3 separate regions of the Homo sapiens genome follow, and regions 2 and 3 are each linked to region 1. Evidence: chromatin contacts called from ENCODE Hi-C or POLR2A ChIA-PET data. All regions are on one chromosome and are shown on one strand. The core of a region is the stretch at or near the end of the contact, and the rest is flanking DNA. Distances in the headings are between cores, read along the strand shown.

Evidence for each region. Hi-C counts contacts between places; a loop is a spot of excess contacts on that map. ChIA-PET counts read pairs that join two places held with the same protein, here RNA polymerase II (POLR2A). Pooled maps may share reads with other maps.
Region 2: a loop to region 1 is called in a pooled map, with 6 times the contacts of the local background. The contact joins the promoter of ZNF75A here to the promoter of ZNF213-AS1 in region 1. A Hi-C loop is called at or near these places in 6 of 50 pooled maps. POLR2A ChIA-PET finds 5 or more read pairs at or near these places in 8 of 52 experiments (A673, CD8-positive, alpha-beta memory T cell, H1 and 5 more).
Region 3: a pooled map shows a loop between it and region 1 (2.6-fold over the local background). The contact joins the enhancer-like site here to the promoter of ZNF213-AS1 in region 1. A Hi-C loop is called at or near these places in 1 of 168 maps with a recorded cell type or tissue (CD14-positive monocyte), 1 of 37 single-sample maps with no recorded cell type and 8 of 50 pooled maps. POLR2A ChIA-PET finds 5 or more read pairs at or near these places in 3 of 52 experiments (MCF 10A, WTC11 and activated CD4-positive, alpha-beta T cell).

The regions. Positions count from the first base shown.
Region 1 is chr16:3,133,552-3,136,251 of GRCh38, forward strand. It overlaps ZNF213-AS1 (ZNF213 antisense RNA 1), which reads right to left and starts at 1,331. Exons shown (of 6, transcript NR_110900.1): 1 at 1,079-1,331. ZNF213 (zinc finger protein 213) reads left to right here and starts at 1,478. Exons shown (of 6, transcript NM_004220.3): 1 at 1,478-1,836. RefSeq lists enhancers at 1,059-1,228, 1,239-1,428 and a silencer at 1,539-1,768.
Region 2 is chr16:3,304,177-3,306,876 of GRCh38, forward strand. ZNF75A (zinc finger protein 75A) reads left to right here and starts at 1,321. Exons shown (of 7, transcript NM_001302109.2): 1 at 1,321-1,467. It overlaps TIGD7 (tigger transposable element derived 7), which reads right to left and starts at 1,254. Exons shown (of 2, transcript NM_033208.4): 1 at 1,036-1,254. RefSeq lists an enhancer at 815-1,344.
Region 3 is chr16:2,925,795-2,928,494 of GRCh38, forward strand. The region is part of intron 2 of FLYWCH1 (FLYWCH-type zinc finger 1); the gene reads left to right. Among named protein-coding and RNA genes, the nearest start is that of FLYWCH1, 15 kb to the left of the region's middle. RefSeq lists an enhancer at 2,356-2,700. Within about 2 kb of position 1,402, at least 4 of the 41 ENCODE cell types and tissues checked have a DNase peak (open chromatin) inside an H3K27ac peak, as active enhancers do.

The sequences.
Region 1 (2,700 bases), core at 81-2,580:
ACTAAAAATACAAAATTAGCCGGGCGTGGTGACACATGCCTGTAATCCTAGCTACTCGGGAGGCTGAGGCAGAAGAATCGCTTGAATCCAGGAGGCGGAGGTTGCAGTGAGCCAAGATCGCGCCACTGCAGTCCAGCCTGGGTGACAGAGCGAGACTCTGTCTCAAAAAAAAAAAAAAAATATATATATATATATATATATATATATACACACATATATAATATATATTCACAGGCATATAACTGTCTGAACAGTAAAACTGTAAGAACACACTAAAACATGAATAGTACTTATTCCTGGATGGTCGTATTAGAAATGTTTTTTACCTTCATTCATTAAACAAATATTTACTAAGCATCTACCATGTGCCAGGCACAATTCTAGGTGCTTGTCATAGGGCATTAAAAAGTGTCTGCCCTCATGAACACTTATCGTTGAGTCGTGGGAAACACGTATATGTCAGGTAGTGATAAACATTAGGGAGAAAAGTTAACGCCGAGCACAGGTTGTTTACAGAGCTGGGGAAGGCCTCCTTGAGGGGGTGACATATGAGCAGAATGAGGGAGCAAGCCTTGTGGCTATCACGAGAAAGCTATCTTTATGGTTTTCCAATTAATTTTCTAAATTTTCTCTTCCAAGCATGCAACACCTACATAATTAAGACAAAACAAACCAAAAAAACTCTTTCCATTTATGAAAGAGATCTGGAGCCTGAAATCATCTCCGGGTCGAGGCGTGGAGAGAGTGGGAGAGGATCCGAGGGTATGGAAAGGACCCCGAGCCCCCCTGCTCTAGATCCCTCCGGGCCGTGGGACCCCTGACGCCCAGCAGCAACTCGTGGACAAAGCAGCTGGTGAGAGAACGCGGGACTCCGGCCAGGTCAGTGTCCCGCTTGCCGCGTCCTGCTAAGGCGACCCGAAGACAGAGGATCGCCGCAGGAGGCTCCGCGCCCCTTACCCGAGGGCACTTCCCAGCAAGCTCGACGCCTCTCCAGGGAATTGGGAGGAGCGGGACCCAAGAGGCTAGAAAAGAGTCTCCCCGGCCCGAGCTCCACGGCCCGCGGCCTTTCGGCCCTCACCTACTAGTTGGCAAAGAAAGACCGTGGCAGAAGGAAGAGGCCGCTCCAGCGCATCCCTTCGGGCGGAGCAGAAGCTCCACTTGTGGCTAGGCCATGTGCCCTCTCCGTTCCTCGGGCCAGCCTTGGCTTCCCCTTTTTGTCGCTCAAGGGCCAGGGTCGCAAGGAAATGTGAAAAAAAAGCGGAGACAAAAGAGAACGAGGTAAATCTAGATGCAGAGCCTCGCCTTTCCTCCCGGGTGCAGGTGTATGACGCGTATGGAGTTTCTGTCTTCTAATAGGCAGCCTGAGAATTCTTCCTGTTCATTGGCCATCGGTCATGGAGAAGGCGGGCTCAGTGGACGAACGGCTTTCTGGGAGCTGGGGAATGCTTGCGTAGCGTAGTTTCCCAGCGAGCCCCGCGAGGACTTCCGGCGCCGGGAGCTCGCGGCGGAAGTGGGATCTCCTGGGCCGTAGTGGGCGTTGTGTGTTTCGGGGGCGGGGGCGGGGGCGGGGGCCGGGGCGGGGACGGGGCCTCTGGCCGCCTGGCTCCAACATCAAGCACCGGGCTCCGAGTGGCCGGGATCAGCGCCCCGAGGCAGAGGCCGGAGGGCGCGCGCACTGCTAGGAAGTGCTGGTCCCCCGCGCCGCTCTGCCAGCTTGGTCCCCCGGCAGACGCCCCTGTACGATCGCCGCTCGCCCCGCGGGCGAGGCTGCGGTGGACAGCGCGGGGCTCCGGCTGGCTCGCCTTCCCGCCTGCCGTGTCCTGCTGAGCGACCCTGGTGAGTCCTGGCCCTCTTCGAGGAAAGTCTTCTTCGAAGTCACCAGAGGATGAGAATGGTGCGCGCACCTTTCAGGGGTCTTGTGAGGAGCAGAATAAATAAAGTGCTTAGGATGGACTAAAGAATTGGAAACAACCCGAATGCATCACTCGAGTATTGATTAAGAAACTAGAGCATATCCATACCGCGGAAGCTCATAGTGCCGCTAATGTCTGTGCAGTAAGGTCTCATTTATGTAGAAACACATCAAGCACCTTTTCTCCCCGCTATGGATGACTTTTTTAGTAAAAGCACAGGAAAAGGTCTGGGACGTCATTTGTCAGACTGTTAAGTCGGGGGGTACAATGGTATTGAGGAAGGGAGAGTTTTACAGATTTCTATATTGTTTGAATCTTCCCTTTTTTATTAAGATGGTTTGTATTTTTTTCATTTTCTTTTTACTTTTCTTTTCTTTCTTTTTTTTTTTTTTTTGAGATGGTCTCACTCTGTTGCCCAGGCTGGAGTACAGTGGTGCGATCATAGCTCATTGCAACCTCAAACTCCTGGACTCAAGCAATCTTTCCTCCTCAGCCTCCCCAGTAGCTGGGACTACAGGAGCCCCACCTGGCTTTTTTTGTTTTTTGGTACAGATGGCGTCTCACATTGTCTTCCCAAAGGGGTCTTGAACCCCTGGCCTCAAGCAATCATCCTGTGTCTGTCTCCCAAAATGCTGGGATTACAGGCATAAGCCACCAAGCCCGGCCAGTTTGTATTTTTATTGTTGAAACAAAAAATCGATTACTGAAAATTGCATAATACACTTTTCAGTAGAGAGTAACAATGTAAGGTATAAATGTGTCATACATTTATATGTACCTGTGGATA
Region 2 (2,700 bases), core at 71-2,570, 170 kb after region 1:
AAGGACTCCAGTATAAGTGCCACATAAACTCGTTTTCTAACTTTTAAAACTCTTCCTCTAAATGCAGCCCAACTCAGTAAAAACGTACCTAAGATCTCACAGTCTAATGTTTCCAGCTTTTAAAGCCTTTACTCCTACCCTTCCCTCTGCCTGGAAAGTGTCTCCATTCCCTGCTGTGGACAAAATCCCTCAAGGTCTTTTATAATTTCCCCCAACCCCAAATCAACTTGGATTTTCTTGGAGTTCTCACAGCATTCAGTTTATGTCCTATTCTTACCCTTGTGTTACTGATATTCACGAAATTGCTCAGTCCTTTCAAGAGATTGCTTAAGGACAAAGACTTCTTACTCAACTCTGCAATATTGGCTACACATAGCTGACTTAATAAATAGTCCCTTGACTGGTATAAGCTGACGTTACAAAAACTGGTAATTCCGAAACCACTCATACTGGACTTATTAAATAATCCCTCAACTGGTACAGACTGACATTACAAAAACGGATTAATTCAGAGATCACTGAACACCCAAAACACTCAGATTCTTATAACTATGATTCAGTAAATATGTGTGGAATGCCTATCTTACCAGGTGACTATGTTAGGCGCTGCATGAGATATAAGATGAAAACAAGGTTCCCATTTTCCAGGGAAGAATACTGGAGTGGAAAACGCAGAGGATACCACAACAGGAGAGCTATTTCCGATTAGCGGCCGCCACTGCTGAGCTATGTGACCCTGAGCAAGTCACTTCTTAGGTCTCCGTTTCTCTGTCAAGGAGAGATAGAAAAAGAACCTATTTCACAGGTTCAAACCTACCTCAAGAAAAAATAGTTGTGGGGAATGCGTCACGAGACCTAGAAAACGGTACAAAACCCTCGGGGGGCCGCTGTTTCTGACCTAGCGAGTGGCCCGACCCGGACAAAATGCCTCTTCCTCGAGGAGGCGGCGACGAGCCCAGCAACAGCTCGAGCACGGCCGGCCGGGCCGCGGGAAGCCCGAGAACGCGGCGCGCGCAGCTGGGAGGCGACCCTTACCCGGCGAGGCTCCCGGGACCAAACGCCGCCCGACAGCCACGCAGAACAGACGCGGCAGTGCGACGCCTCCCCCACTGGGGACACGAGACAGCGACAGCCACGCGGTGAGCCGGTACAAGGCCCTCTAGGCTTCAGCGGGTCTGGATACTCGGTGGCATTAACCCTTCCCTACCGCCGGGGAAGACAGCAGTTTCTCTGGCGAGGAAGTAGGCCGGGCTCAGGCGCCTTAGCCAGAGGGCGGGCCTGCGCCACCCTCGGAAAGCGTCACTTCCACTTCCGGCCGGCGCTCTGGCTCTGTACCTGGACAGGGCTGCGGTAGGCCAGCGGTGGGCTGGCGGTTGCGCTCCTCAGATCGGCGGCCTTTCGGGCGGTGGCTTGCGTTTGAGCCTCAGAAAGCGAGGAGCGGCCTCCACGGAAGCCAAGCTGGCCGAGGTAACCGAGAAGCGGCTTCCCCTATGGCTTCGACCCTGGAGCCGCTGGAGCGGCGGCGGCCGCAGGGAGGCAGCCATTTTCCGTAGGCGGTGGCCGCGGCGCTTCCGGGCCGCGCGGCTGGAGCCTGAGGCGGGGCCACCGTCGGGCACGAGAAACCATTCTCTCCCCGCTTTTCGCAGCTGTATCCCAGAGGCGCGGCTGAAGCTCGCTGGGACACTGCCCGCTTGCCCAGTGCCCACGGGCACGCCTGTCGCAGACACAGGCTGTGGCGAATCCGAGTGCTGGCGGGCAGCAGTGCCTGCAGCTGCGCCCGCAGACTCTTTCCCGCCTCCGCCGGCATTTCCGTGTCCGGCCGATGTCATGCGGTCGGTTGAGCCTCAGGGCTAGCAGCTTCTACTGATGCAAAAACATAGGAAGTGTCTCTTTGCTTCTGGAACCGGGGTGGGCAGCAAGGAGCTGGCCACTTCTTTGAATACCGGTGGCATCCTGGGCAGAATTTCGGTGCCGTTTCTGCTGGCTCACTTCAGGAAAAGTGAGGCTCACGGCTCTCCTCAGCCCCCCTTAGAAGTCTAAATGACCTTTGGAGAAATACAAAGTCAGCAGAAAGTTTCACTTTCATCGTCACCAACTCCTGTTGGAGTTGATATTTCATAAACATCAGCGACAGAAAGAAAATACGACTTGATATTTTGTAAATAAAATATCCTTTTTTACAAGTTGATATTTTGTAAACAGAGGTCAGCTGTAATTTTCTCCAGATCAAGTAAGCACAGTTAAAAATTCATATAGGCCTGGCGCGGTGTTTGACGCCTGTAATCCCAGCACTTTGGGAGGCCAAGATGGGTGGATCACGAGGTCAGGAGATCGAGACCACCCTGGCCAAGATGGTGAAACCCTGTCTCTACTAAAAACACAAAAATTAGCCGGGCATGGTGGCACGCGCCTGTAATCCCAGCTAGTCGGGAGGCTGAGGCAGGAGAATGGCTTCAACCGGGGAGGTGGAAGTTGCAGTGAGCTGAGATCACGCCACTGCACTCCAGCCTGGGTGACAGGGCGAGACTCCATCTCAAAAAAAAAAACAAAATTCGTATAAATCATCTGCATGGCACCCTTTATGTGTGTTGCAAAGAATGATGAGCATCTTGTTGCTTACTTGGGAGACATTGTCTGAAAATAGGCTACTTTTTTACTTTCTGTAGTACCCCCTCCCCCCACTGTATCTGGGTTTCACTT
Region 3 (2,700 bases), core at 152-2,651, 210 kb before region 1:
GGACCGGGCCTTAATGGAGTTAAGGAGCCGCTCCCCTCTGCGTTGTCTCCGGAGCCGACCAGGCCTTCGGGAGTGGAATGTGGGGCCCCAGGCCAGGGAACTTTGGATCAAAGTGGGAGACCAGTGGGAACTGGAGCTGCAGCATGTGAGGTGGGGGTGAGGACGCTGAAAATGTCAGGGACTGCAGTCTCGATTCCAGGCTGAGAGGTGGGAAAGACCCCACCATCTGCCCACACTCAGTTGCCCCAAAAAAGCCCCACCCCACACCATGACTGCCACTGACTGCCCCCAGGTCCCTGCCCCATTCCCCATTATTTGCCCTTTCTGCCTCTCCAGGCTGGAACCCGTGGTGACCACGGGATTAAGTTAGAGCCTGTACAGAAAATCTAACTATGCTATTTCAAACAATAGAACAATTCTGCCCATGGTTTCCAGAACAAGGAACTTTAGATCTAAAGGATTGGGAAAAAATTGGCAAAGAATTAAAACAAGCAAATAGGGAAGGTAAAATCATCCCACTTACAGTATGGAATGATTGGGCCATTATTAAAGCAGCTTTAGAACCGTTTCAAACAGGAGAAGATAGCGTTTCAGTTTCTGATGCCCCTGAAAGCTATGTAATAGATTGTGAAGAAGACAAAGGGACAGAATTCCAGAAAGGAATGGAAAGTTCACATTGTAAGTATGTAGCAGAGTCTGTAATCGCTCGGTCAATGCAAAATGTTGACTTAAACAAGTAAGGGTTATTTGCCTCAGGGCCTGGGAAAAAAATTCATGGACCCAGGAACCACCTGCCCGTCTTTTAATTCAATTAGACAAGGCTCTAAAGAGCCCTACCCTGACTTTGTGGCAAGATTGCACGGTGCCGCTCCAAAATCTATTACAGATGATAACACCCAAAAGGTTATTGTAGAATTAATGGCCTATGAAAATGCAAATCCGGAATGTCAATTGGCCATAAAGCCATGTTGACTACAATCAATTACAGGAGGTAACATATCCTGAATCATCAAAATTGGGGGGAAAAGTGGGGCCATCAGAGTCTAAACCACAATGGCCAACTCCTCCTCCCGTGGTTCAGATACCTGTAACATTACAACCTCAAATGCAGGTTAGACAAGTACAAACCCCAAGAGAATATCAAATAGAAAAGGATAGTCTCTATCTCGGCAATGCCAATCCAGATACAGTATCCACAATATCAGCCAGTAGAAAATAAAACCCAACCGCCATTAGCTTATCAATACTGGCTGCCAGCCGAGCTTCAGTATTGGCTGCCTCCAGAGGTCCAATACAGACCTCAAGTGGTGTGTGCCATGCCAAATTGCACGGCATCGTACAAGCAACCCATGGCGGTGGTGTTTAATACGTCAGCACCACAGGGCGCGGCGCTGTGTCCTCAGCCGCCCACTATGAGACTTAATCCAACAGCACCACCTAGTGGACAAGGTAGCACACTGCACGCGATCATTGATGAAGCTAGAAAACAGGGAGATCTTGAGGCGTGGCAGTTCCTGGTAATTTTACAATCGGTACCGGCCGGGGAAGGGGCTCCAGCAGGAGCACCTGCGGTGGCTAATGCTAGATATGAACGCTTCACCATGAAAATGTTAAAAGACATGAAGGAAGGAGTTAAACAATATGGACCCAACTCACCTTCTATGAGAACATTATTAGATTCCATTGCTCCAGCAGGAGTTGATGTAGTTACAGAATATGTGAAGGCTTGTAATGGGATTGGAGGAGCCATGCATAAAGCTATCCTAATGGCTCAAGCAATGACTGGGGTTGCTTTAGGAGGACAAGTTAGAACATTTGGGGGGAAATGTTATAATTGTGGCCAAATTGGTCGTCTAAAAAAGAATTCCCCGGCTGGCTCAGTCAGTAGATCATGAGACTCTTAATCTCAGGGTCGTGGGTTCACGCCCCACACTGGGCGCCAGGTGAAGGAGGCCTGCCGCTCCACACCTATGGATATTTCTCGTCAGGTGGAGATGAGACTGATAAAAGAAATAAGACACAGAGACAAAGTATATAGAAAACAGTGGGCCCAGGAGATGGGCACTCTATGTGCGAGGACCCGCACTGGCGCTGGTCTCTGAGTTCCCTCAGTATTTATTGATGACTATTTTTACTATCTTGGCAAGGGGAGTGTGGCAGGGCAACAGGGTGATGGTGGGGAGAAGGTCAGCAGGGAAACATGTGAGCAAAGGAATCTGTATCATGAAGAAGTTCAAGGAAAGGTACTGTGTCTGGATGTGCATGTAGGCCAGATTTGTGTTTCACTTCACACAAACATCTCAGTGTAGCAAAGAGTAACAGAGCAGTATTGCTGCCAGCGTATCTTGCCTCCAGCCACAGGGTGGTTTTCTCCTATCTCAGAATAGAACGAATGGTCGGCTTTACACTGAGACATGCCATTCCCAGGGACGAGCAGGGGACAGAAAGCTTCCTCTTACCTCAACAGCAAAGAGGTTTCCCTCTTTCACTCCTCCTCCTCAGCACAGACCCTTCACAGGTGTCAGGCTGGGGGATGGTAAGGTCTTTCCTTTCCCATGAGGCCATATCTCAGGCTGTCTCAGTGGGGGGAAACCTTGGACAATACCTAGGCTTTCTTGGGCGGAGCTCCCTGTGGCTTTCCACAGTGCATTGTGTCCCTGGTTAATGGAGAATGGCAGTGACTTTTACCAGGCATACTGT